Linked DNA regions of Homo sapiens: region 2 is linked to region 1. A link is a loop called in an ENCODE intact Hi-C map of the cell type or tissue named here. Cell type or tissue: prostate gland. All regions are shown on one strand. Links, peaks and the distances in the headings refer to the core of each region. The heading gives the core; the rest is flanking DNA. Region 1 holds the start of RCVRN (recoverin). Region 2 overlaps USP43 (ubiquitin specific peptidase 43).

Evidence for each region. Peaks named below come from ENCODE experiments on the same cell type or tissue, not always from the same donor. Only the 100,000 strongest peaks of a DNase experiment are listed, where the experiment ranks them.
Region 2: it touches region 1 in a loop (2.7-fold over the local background); 15 of 110 quality-filtered maps call a loop at or near these places.

What each region holds. Positions count from the first base shown.
Region 1 is chr17:9,903,573-9,908,943 of GRCh38, reverse strand. It overlaps RCVRN (recoverin), which reads left to right and starts at 3,673. Exons shown (of 3, transcript NM_002903.3): 1 at 3,673-4,144. The coding sequence starts at 3,764. In prostate gland, for the core only: a CTCF peak has its summit at 2,859 (motif pointing left); no DNase peak of the experiment used is centred there.
Region 2 is chr17:9,727,033-9,732,403 of GRCh38, reverse strand. USP43 (ubiquitin specific peptidase 43) reads right to left here. Exons shown (of 15, transcript NM_153210.5): 15 at 2,717-4,450. The coding sequence ends at 3,414. Among named protein-coding and RNA genes, the nearest start is that of DHRS7C, 62 kb to the left of the region's middle. RefSeq lists enhancers at 3,778-4,278, 4,279-4,779. In prostate gland, for the core only: a CTCF peak has its summit at 3,179 (motif pointing left); a DNase peak (open chromatin) is centred at 3,193.

The DNA.
Region 1 (5,371 bases), core at 168-5,167:
CCATACCCCCTTTTCCCTCTCAATGCGGACTTCTCTGCAGGTGCTGGCTCCAGGCCAGAGGGCAGGAGGGTCGTCTTGGCCTTCAGCTCATAGCAGGCAAGGTCGAGCAATGGGGAAGGGGTGGCGTCTGGGTCCCAGCTAATGGCCAAGATGGAGCTCCTGCTTGAGGGGACAGGGCCAGCTTCTGGGAAGCATCTTTCAGTCCAGCGAGGAGAGCGAGACCAAAACTGGGATCCTCTGCCTGGAGATGAAGCCTTCTCCTCTAGAGCAGTCTTTGGGTTTTGGGAGAGTTTATGGCCCCAGCTCAGACTTAACAAATCGACTCACAATACATCATCTCCAACAACTTGTTTGGCTAAGGAGCATAAGCTCTCCCTCTGATAGAAGATGTTTATGCAGGTTTTCAAACAAACCTCCAGGTCATGACCCCTCACTCTCAGCATCAACACAGCTGCCTGCGGTCCCCTGGGGCCCCTCCTGGGCACAGCAACCTGGAGAATGTGGACTGTACCAGGCTGCTTCCGACCTGGGTCCAGCTCCTTCCTCCTTGTGCCTGGAGAGGACAGCAAAGACTGGAGGGCTCTGGCTGCCTTCTGCCTCGCCCAGGGCCTCTTTCATTGACATGGTAACCCCACCTCCTCACCTACTTGTCCTCTAGGCTCAGGCCTCCTGTGACGTAGACAAAGGAAGCCTAAATGGACAGGCTGGCAGACCTGGACTTTCCTTCCTTCTGGCATTGCCATTTAGCAACCATGTGACCCCAGGCTGGTGACATGCCTTTAGGAGGCCCCACTTCTCACTTGTAACACTGGCTTCGCCTCATCTGCTGCAGGCTTGATGTGGACAGGGGTGCGATCCAGGAGGCACTTCCAGTCGCCCCCTACTAGTGGCTCAGAGCAAGGGGCCGAGGCCTCTGACCTCACTCTCCCTCCATCCCCAGGGCTGCAAGGAAGCTCTGGAATGAATGCGATTCCAGGGTGTGGCTTGGGCTCCCGTTTGTTTTCAAGGCTAGTGACTGTCCTGTTTCTAACTGCTCTTGAGAATAAATGCACGCTACAGGATGGTGAAAGCCTAGGAGAGGAAGGACTCCTATTCAGAAGTAATATTCTCACTGGGCGCAGTGGCTCATGCCTGTAATCCCAGCACTTGGGGAGGCCAAAGCAGGCAGATCATGAGGTCAGGGGATCGAGACCGGCCTGACCAACAAGGTGAAATCCCATCTCTGCTAAAAACACAAAAATTAGCTGGGCATGGTGGTGAGCGCCTGTAATCCCAGCTACTTGGGAGGCTGAGGCAGGAAAATCGCTTGAACCTGGGAGGCAGAGGTTGCAGTGAGCCGAGATCGTGCCATTGCACTCCAGCCTGGGCGCAGAATGAGGCTCTGTCTTAAAAAAAAAAAAACAAAAAAAACAAACAAACAAAAAAAAAAAAACTCACAAAGTGATGGAAAAAAATTAGAAAGTTCACACACACACCCCAATATGCAGGTTTCCTGAGAAATCTCTGAAACTGTACTGGGCAGAGCGGCTGGGAGGGATGAGTCTGCCCCTTGGTGCCTGAACCTCTCGGTCCTTCCAGAGTGACATGAGGTGGGCCTGGCAGGTGGCTTTCTCCCAGCAGCAGGGACCTACCTTCTGCTGCCACTAGCCTGTTAGTAAGTAGGCTAAAATCCCCACTTTACACTTTGAGATGCAAGGCGGGCGGATCACCTGAGGTCAGGAGTTTACGAGACCAGCCTGACCAATATGGTGAAACCTCGACTCTACTAAAAATACCAAAAAAAAATTAGCTGGGCGTGGTGGCAGACACCTGTAGTCCCAGCTTCTCAGGGGACTGAGACAGGAGAATTGCTTGAAACCAGGAGGCGGAGGTTGCAGTGAGCCAAGATCGTGCCCAGCCTAAGTGACAGAGGGAGACTCCGTCTAAAAAAAAACCAGTTTACCTGCCTGGAGACCGTGGGGTTTATTCTTCATCATTCTCACCCCAGGGCAAAAAGAGACAACTCTCCATCCACGGTGGCAAGGCTGGGGTTCTGAGTGTGTCCCCTCGAGCACTGCGCTCCGCTAAGGAAAGTGCACGCCCACCCTCCCTTCCTTCTGGGTGACAAGAATCCAGGTGTGCAGCGTCCTCACTAGGTTGCTTCCTCGTGCTTGATACTCCCCGCTGAGCTGCACAGACGCGAAGCCTGCCTTTGCACAGCTCCGTCTCTGACCACTCAGTTATTTATCCATTCACTCAGCAAACACGTTTTCTTGCCTGCTCACTCCAAGTCCACTGCAGACGGACACCCTGCAGCCTGCCATGGACCCACAGATAGATTGTGTTTGGCCCACACCATGTTTTGTTTTGTTTTTGTTTTTGTTTTTGTTTTGTTTTTTTGAGATGGAGTCTCACACTTGTCACCCAGGCTGGAGTGCAATGGTGCAATCTCGGCTCACTGCAACCTCTGCCTCCCGGGTTCAAGCGATTCTCCAGCCTCAGCCTCCCAAGTAGCTGGGATTACAGTCACCTGCCACCATGCCCGGCTAATTTTTTGTATTTTTAGTAGAGACAGGGTTTCACCATGTTGGCCAGGCTGGTCTCGAACTCCTAACCTTGTAATCTCCCCACTCAGTCTCCCAAAGTGCTGGGATTACAGACGTGAGCCACCATTAAAATTTTGAATTAATTGCCAAAGTTGAAAAGTGTGGAAATTGCAAGAAAAATTCTGATTTTTGGATTTCTCTTGAATAATTTAAAAAAACCCAAAAATCTCACCATCCCATGTGACCACGTTCTCTGGCAGCCCCTTCCCGAGGTGACACAGGCCTGGCTGCCCCCTGCTGGTCCCTTCAGGCAGTTCACCTTCACTCCCTGTGACTGATGGACAATAACAAAACGAGTGTTTAGCATTAGCCATGTGCCAGTTTCTAAGTGTGTCAGACATATTGACTCACATCAGCCTCACAATGACAGTGTGGTAGATGCTATGATGCCCATTTATTCAAGAAAGACTTGCTGGGGGCCCAAGCCTATCAGGTTCTGGCAATGGAAATGCATCCGGGAACAACACAGACAAAATCCCATCCTTCACGGAGCTTTCATTCCGGTGAGGGGACATGCAGCGTGCCGATGATGGTGGGGGTTGTGCTATTATAGATAGAGGGTCAGTATAGGCCTGGCTGAGCAGGTGACATTTAAGCAGAGACATGACTGCAGTGAAGGTTTAGAAGAGTGTCCCAGGTGGAAAGAGGTGAAGAAACAAGCCTGGGGCCACACAGCTAGTTAAGTAGCCAAGCTGGGACTTGAACCCATGCTGGCCCCAGAGTCTGTGCTCCTAACCATTGCATTCTAGGGCTTGATATGAGATGCCAGCCCCGCCCCGAGATGCTCAGAGTTAGTGAGGAAGAGAAACAGGGAACATGGCTGCTGTTAGAGGGCTGGGGCTGGGGGTGCCGGAGGCCCCAGCTCTGAGGGTTCCAACCTCCTGTCCTGTTCTAGTATCGTCCCGGGAGGCCGAGATGAATTGCCTGCCTGCCCTGGGCTCTTTATTTTAATCTCACTAGGGTTCTGGGAGCACCCCCCCCCACCGCTCCCGCCCTCCACAAAGCTCCTGGGCCCCTCCTCCCTTCAAGGATTGCGAAGAACTGGTCGCAAATCCTCCTAAGCCACCAGCATCTCGGTCTTCAGCTCACACCAGCCTTGAGCCCAGCCTGCGGCCAGGGGACCACGCACGTCCCACCCACCCAGCGACTCCCCAGCCGCTGCCCACTCTTCCTCACTCATGGGGAACAGCAAAAGTGGGGCCCTGTCCAAGGAGATCCTGGAGGAGCTGCAGCTGAACACCAAGTTCTCGGAGGAGGAGCTGTGCTCCTGGTACCAGTCCTTCCTGAAGGACTGTCCCACCGGCCGCATCACCCAGCAGCAGTTCCAGAGCATCTACGCCAAGTTCTTCCCCGACACCGACCCCAAGGCCTACGCCCAGCATGTGTTCCGCAGCTTCGATTCCAACCTCGACGGCACCCTGGACTTCAAGGAGTACGTCATCGCCCTGCACATGACCACCGCGGGCAAGACCAACCAGAAGCTGGAGTGGGCCTTCTCCCTCTACGACGTGGACGGTAACGGGACCATCAGCAAGAATGAAGTGCTGGAGATCGTCATGGTCAGTCTCCCCTCTCCCCTTCTGGCTGGGCGGTGCCGGGGTCGCTCCGGGCTGGGGGTCCCCTGCTGCAGCTGCTGCAGAGGGAGTGGATCTGTGGGTGGAGCGGGGGATGCGGGCCACTGGCTCTGAGAGCGTGGTGCTCCGAGATGCTGATATTGATAGAGGGGTGGGCACTTGCCCACAGCTTCGTTGTCTTCCCGGAGCAGAATCTGAGTGTTTCCTAATACAGCCATGTTATGCTTGGCTTCACGATGTTTGGGTCAACAACGGACGATATAGACCACTGTGGTCCCATAAGATTGTAATGGAGCTGAAAAATTCCTACTGCCTAGTGACGTCATAGCACAGTTACTTTATTTTTCAAATGCATTTAGTGTAGCCTAAGTGTATCCGTAAAGTCTGTAGTTGTGTACGGTAATGTCCTAGTTCTTCACATTCACTCACTACTCACTCACTGACTCACCCAGAGCAACTCCCAGTCCTGCAAGCTCCACTCATGGTGAGTGCCCTAGACAGGTCTACCATTTTGTATCTTGGTTTTTTATTTTTTATTTTTTTGAGATGGAGTCTCACTCTGTAGCCCAGAGCTGGAGTGCAATAGTGCGATCTTGGCTCACTGCAACCTCTGCCTCCCGAGTTCAAGCAATTCTCCTGTCTCAGCCTCCCGAGTAGCTGGGATTACAGGTGTGCACCACTATGCCTAGCTAATTTTTGTATTTTTAGTAGAGACGGGGTTTCACCATGTTGGTCAGGCTGGTCTCAAACTCCCGACCTCCAGCGATCCGCCAGCCTCAGCCTCCCAAAGTGCTGGGATTTACAGGCATGAGCCACTGTGCCCGGCCCATTTTTTATCTTTATACTGTATTTTTACTGCATGATTTCTATGTTTAGCTATGTTTAGATGCACAAATACTTACCATCGTGTGACAACTGCCTGCAACATTCAGGACAGTCACGTGCTGCACAGGTTTGTAGCCTAGGAGCAAAAGGCTGGACCATGGAGCTCAGGGATGTAGTCGGCTCTACCATCTGTGTTCGTGCAAGGATGCTCTATGATGTTCCCACATAGAAGTTGCCTTAAGATGTGTTTCTCGGAATGTATTCCTGTCTCTGAGCGACACGTGACTATATTTACATTTTTTCTTTCTCTCCATCCTTTGTTTCTTCCTTCCTTTATTAAAATGTCCTTTGAAATTTTCAGCAGTACACATTCAAGTTGAATCACTG
Region 2 (5,371 bases), core at 223-5,222, 180 kb after region 1:
CCTTCCTTCCACTAGTGGAAAAGAGCAGGAGTGGAGGATAAAGGAGGGGGCCTCAAAACCTGGGCGACTCTTTAGGAGTCAGGAATGGGCTGTGACCATCAGACCAGTGACCAAGTGTAGGAGATCGGTCAGGGTGATGGGAAAAATGGTAGAAAGATGCAAACCTTCTTGGAAGGCCGAGAGGTTTTACAAAGCTTCAGAAAAGGATTTGGCTGAAAGCAGCCAGATTCTCTTATCTGGTGCCTGAAAGCTTAGGTTAGATAACAAGGGGATGTAAAGAAACTGATCTAGGTAAGTCCATTTACTTAGGCCTTGGAACCTGGCCTTTTAAAAATTTTATTATTATTCTTTAAGTTCTAGGGTACATGTGCACAGTGTGCAGGTTTGTTACATAGGTATACATGTGCCATGTTGGTTTGCTGCACCCGTCATTTACATTAGGTATTTCTCCTAACGCTATCCCTCTTCCAGGCCCCCAACCCCCAACAGGTCCCAGTGTGTGATATTCTCCTCCCTGTGTCCATGTATTCTCATTGTTCAACTCCCACTTATGAGTGAGAACTTGCAGTGTTTGGTTTTCTGTCACAAGGAACCTGGCCTTTAGTCATCCGCACAGGACTGCTCTCTCTGGGGAGGGCGACCATGCTGATTACCCACAAGTGTGTTGACTCAAAGCCTTTGTCATTAAACCTGTGCTGAATAAATGCCCACAGGGCCGGCTTGTTGAGGCCACAGCTGCTGACTCTTCACAGCACCCTCCTCGGGGTCTGTAAGTGGCCCATCCCCTAGCCTGCTCTTTCACTGGATACCTGTGTCTGAGTGCCTTCCTTCATCTGTCATTCAGCCAGGGTCTGCAGGTCGGACCTGGCAACCAAGTCTCAGACAGCAGGAACAGATCCAGGCAGAGGATCTGAGCTTCCAGAGGAAGAATGGGAGGCCCCTTTGGCCATCCTGAGCTAGCTCCATCTCTGGCTATGCTCCTCTCTGGCTCAGTGGCTTTCAACTCTTCTCTAACACCCAGGATCTTTGTGGTAGGAAAAAAGCATCCAATGGTTCTCTTATGCTTTCTCCTCAAGGACCACTTGACCAGAAGCCTGCAGCCTATCATCGGATGCATGGCCAAGGTTGGAACCATGACCCTATTGCCTCCATTCCAGGCAGAAATTGGACTCAACCATTTCCCATGCTCTGTTCTCACAGCCTTCTACTGGGTCCTTCTAGAGGGAGAAGCGACCTCAGGGAAGGGGATGCAAGGGTGCCTCAGGCATCCTTGTTGCCGACCCCAGATGGATATATATCCACCAGGGGTCAAGTGTAATTGCCTCTTCCTGAACCTCCACAGTTCAGAGCCTGGAGTGAATGTGTTACAGAGAACACTGCTAAGGCCTGGGACCCTCTCATGATATCCCAACAACCCAAGAGTATTCTAAAGGTTGAGTCCTTAGAAGAGAGAAGCCAGGGAGGTGCATGTCTGAGTTCCAACCCAATCTCTTGGAGGAGGAAGAAAGGGAGACTGAGCTTAGGAAGAGCATGGAAACTAAATGTGACAAATTCCTCTGAAGAGTCAACAGAGGAGAAAGAACCAGATAAAGCAGGAAGACTCCTAGACTCCTATTTACCCAAGAGGACTTGGACAACCATGTCTTCCACAGTGCCTACGCGTACATCAGTGTAAGACTTGAAGAGAACATGGACTTCTTTTGCAATGCAAACACACAGGTTTACTGGTATACATATTGTCCTCTGGGGTCAGGTGGCTGGGTCTTCTTCCTTTCTCTGTTATCTCAGTTCTACCTTCTAACTGTTGCTCTGATCAAAGGCAAGTTGTCTTTTTCACTGGGGTAAAAAATGGACTCCATTCCTCGTTTTTTTTTTTTTTTTTTTTGAGATGGAATCCAGTCTGTCGCCCAGGCTGGAGTGCAATGGCTCGATCTCGGCTTGCTGCAACCTCCGCCTCCTGGGTTCAAGCAATTCTGCTGCCTCAGCCTCCCGAGTAGCTGAGATTACAGGTGCACACCACCACGTCCAGCTAATTTTTGTTATTTTTAGTAGAGCAGGGTTTCGCCATGTTGGCCAGGCTGGTCTCAAACTCCTGACCTCAGGTGATCTGCCTTCCTCCGCCTGCCAAAGTGCTAGGATTACAGGCATGAGCCACCATGCCCAGCCCATTCTCCTTCTTAAGAGAAAAAAAATGTAGCAGAGACATGTCAATGAGTCATGCTATATGTATGAAGGAAGACTTAATTCTTGGGATCAGGTGTCTTTTTTTTTTTCTTTTTTTTTTTTGAGAACAAATGTTTCCCGTCAAAAAAGGAAGTATTTGCAGAAGAAGGACTGTTTAAGTACAGGTGACCTCAACTGTTGAGCCCCAGGCCTGGGGTCAGGCTTAGCAGCTTCTAAGTAAGAAATGATAGGATATTTGTAAGAGTCGCTACTGAAGAGTGTGCAGAGCTTTAGGAAACGGGACAGTCAACTAAGAGTCTGTCAGGCAGATGTGGAACTCACGTCTTTTCAAGTACAAGCCCTCCGGAGAATGGCCTGAGGAGGCTTCCACTTCTTTAGAAAACAGCAAGTCATTGGAACGAAAAGCACTTTTAGATTTTAGAAAGAACTCAAGTAACTACTTTCTGATAGCAATAGCAACGAACCAAGTTTACTCAGCAGAAATGAAACAAGATCATTTATCAGACTTGAATAATTCAGACAGCCATGCGTGTTTCATGGACAGGATTTTATTAAAATTGTACATAGATCTCATATTTAAATTAAAAAATGGACTTTTTTTCTAGTATCAAAATAGTTATTTTTAAAATACCTTGAAAAACTTTAATACAATTTTTAATATATTAAATATTCACCTGAACTCTCAGCCATTTATCTCCCATCTCTCTTTGCTAGAATCTTGCCTTACCATCACTATCATTCTTTTGTTTTTTTTTTCTTTTTGGCATCTTTAATGCTTATCCCAGAAAAGCATTAAAAATAAAATATTTTTCTTTAAGTCCACAATTTAAAAAAAAAAAAGAAAGAAAAAGGAAAAGCCATTGACAGTATTTGACATGACATTGAAGATTCTTATTAAACCAGCCTCATCTTGTTTGCCCACATCCAAAACTCTTTAGTAAATATCAGTTCTTGCCCTGAAACTGGTAATACTGACCCAATAGCATCCTCTAGTGGCCAAACTGTAGCAAAGCACCCAATGATGCAGGAAGGTTTTCGACCTTGGGTTATATGGACCTTGGGTGTTGGAAGTCTAGATATGGAGACCCCCCACCACAAAAAAAAAAAAATTTTTTTTTAGAGATTACAAGACAACGGGTTTCCTGGAAACCCATTCTCAACATGAGCTGCCTACAGTTGCTTGGCAAAGTCCCAAGAATGCCAGCGTCACACAATACTGACACGCTCCATCAAAAGCTGGACTCCGGTAAGGTTTTCTTTCGACCTAAAGAAAGAGTGTGATATTTGACTCTCTGAAAGGTGCCATAAGAAGCCTGCTCCCCTGGAACAGTCCTTTGTGACATGCCCAGTGCACTGCCTCTCGGGGCCCTGCTGGCTTTACGAGGGAGGCGGAGAGAGCTGGGGGCTGACCAGACATCCCTCTCGAGCCGGCTGCCCAGGCCCCTGGCCAGGCCCTCTGGGATCCTGAGGGCAGGAGGTGAGCCTGGAGCCTGCCCGTCCATGGCAGGGCTCAGCCCGCCACTCACCAGGGAGACGGGGGGCACCTGTGGAGAGACCTCTGCCCTCTCATTCCTCCTGTTCTCCTTCTTCCGAAACACGGACCTCAGAAGGGTGAGTGTCCCCTGCAGGGGTCTGTCTAGCTCAGAGGTGCCTCGGCGACTGTCTTTGCTGTTTCCAGAGAATCCCATATAGGGGGAGGGTGGGCTGCTTTTGCTTCCCATCTGGAAGCTCTCCTTCCAGTTCATGGCCTTCTGGCCCTCCGGTCGAGCTGGTTTCTCATGCTCCACTGAAGGCATCACAGTGAGAGGCAGGTCAAACTTTCTGGGAAGCTTGATGTCCTGCCCTGCATTTTCCTTGAGTTTCCTTGCTGTGTTTGGACCATCTGAGTTTCCAGGGGCCAGACAGTGGTTGGGTTGAGCCGAGGGACAGGGCACCCCGGCTGGACCTCTTTCAATGGCCCGCCCACCATCTTCGCTGTTAGCAGGAAGGGCGACGTTGGACCTCGGCGATGCTGACTTCTCATCCTCACCCGCAGTGCCCGTCAACAGCGACACAATGGACTGGCTCGTGGACCGAGGTCTTCGTCTGGATTCCAAGTACTCCACCAACTCGACGGAGGCACCTGGTGGTTTCTCCTTGGATCCAAAGGACCACCGCAGAGGCATGGTCTTGAATGGTCCCTGCTTGGCTCGGGAAGTGGTGGGTGCCTTCATGCTAATGCTTCTGCCTTTCACGCCCCGTACCAAACGCCTGGGCTCCAACCCTCCTGAAAGAGACAGAGAGACTGTCAGTGTACAAGCCACCCTACAGCTGAAATGCCAGTCATCTAACGTTCACTGAGCACCTCTGATGTGGGAGGCACTGTGCTGGGCACTGGAGACACAGCAGTGAAGAAGCCACATAGGGTTCCTGCCTTTGGGGAACAGCAACGGTTTCACCCACTCTTCCTCAATATCCACTTACACGTTTGAAGCCACAGGGTAAGCCAGTGCCAAAGAAGGTATCTACATGCCGGGCAGCACAGACACCTGGCAAAGCTCAGTCTCACGGGCATCTAGCCTTAAGAATGAACATCAGTTTCATCTATCTTTAAATATTCCTATGAAACGGAATGCCCAGCAAAAGTTCCTGCTTTTCTAGGTCATATTAGGTCCTTGTACCTTTCAAATGCAAGAATCTCAGATATCCTACCCTGGGCTAAAAAAGAAAAAAAAAATGGAATTAAAAAAATATGGTGAAAACCACAATTACTTTTGCACCAACCTATACAACTTGTAAAAATATATACACGTGCATGTATTATGCATGCATGTGAAAACATACAAATAAGAATAGAGAAATAGATGCCAAAAACAAGGTGTGGATAGGGCCATGGCAGTGCTGTTTGTGATGGATTTTTTTTCTTAATTCTTTCCTATATCTCCACATTTCTAAAAGGAACATATGTACAACCAAGGTTGTGTATTTTTGCTTAAGAAATTCTCAGTCTTGGGAGGCTGAGGCAGGTGGGTCACAAGGTCAGGAGTTCGAGACCAGCCTGACCAACATGGTGAAACCCCATCTCTACTAAAATACAAAAATTAGCTGGGCGTGGTGGCACATGCCTATAATCCCAGCTACTCAGGAGGCTGAGGCAGGAGAATCACTTGAACCCGGGAGGTGGAGGTGGAGGTTGCAGTGAGCTGAG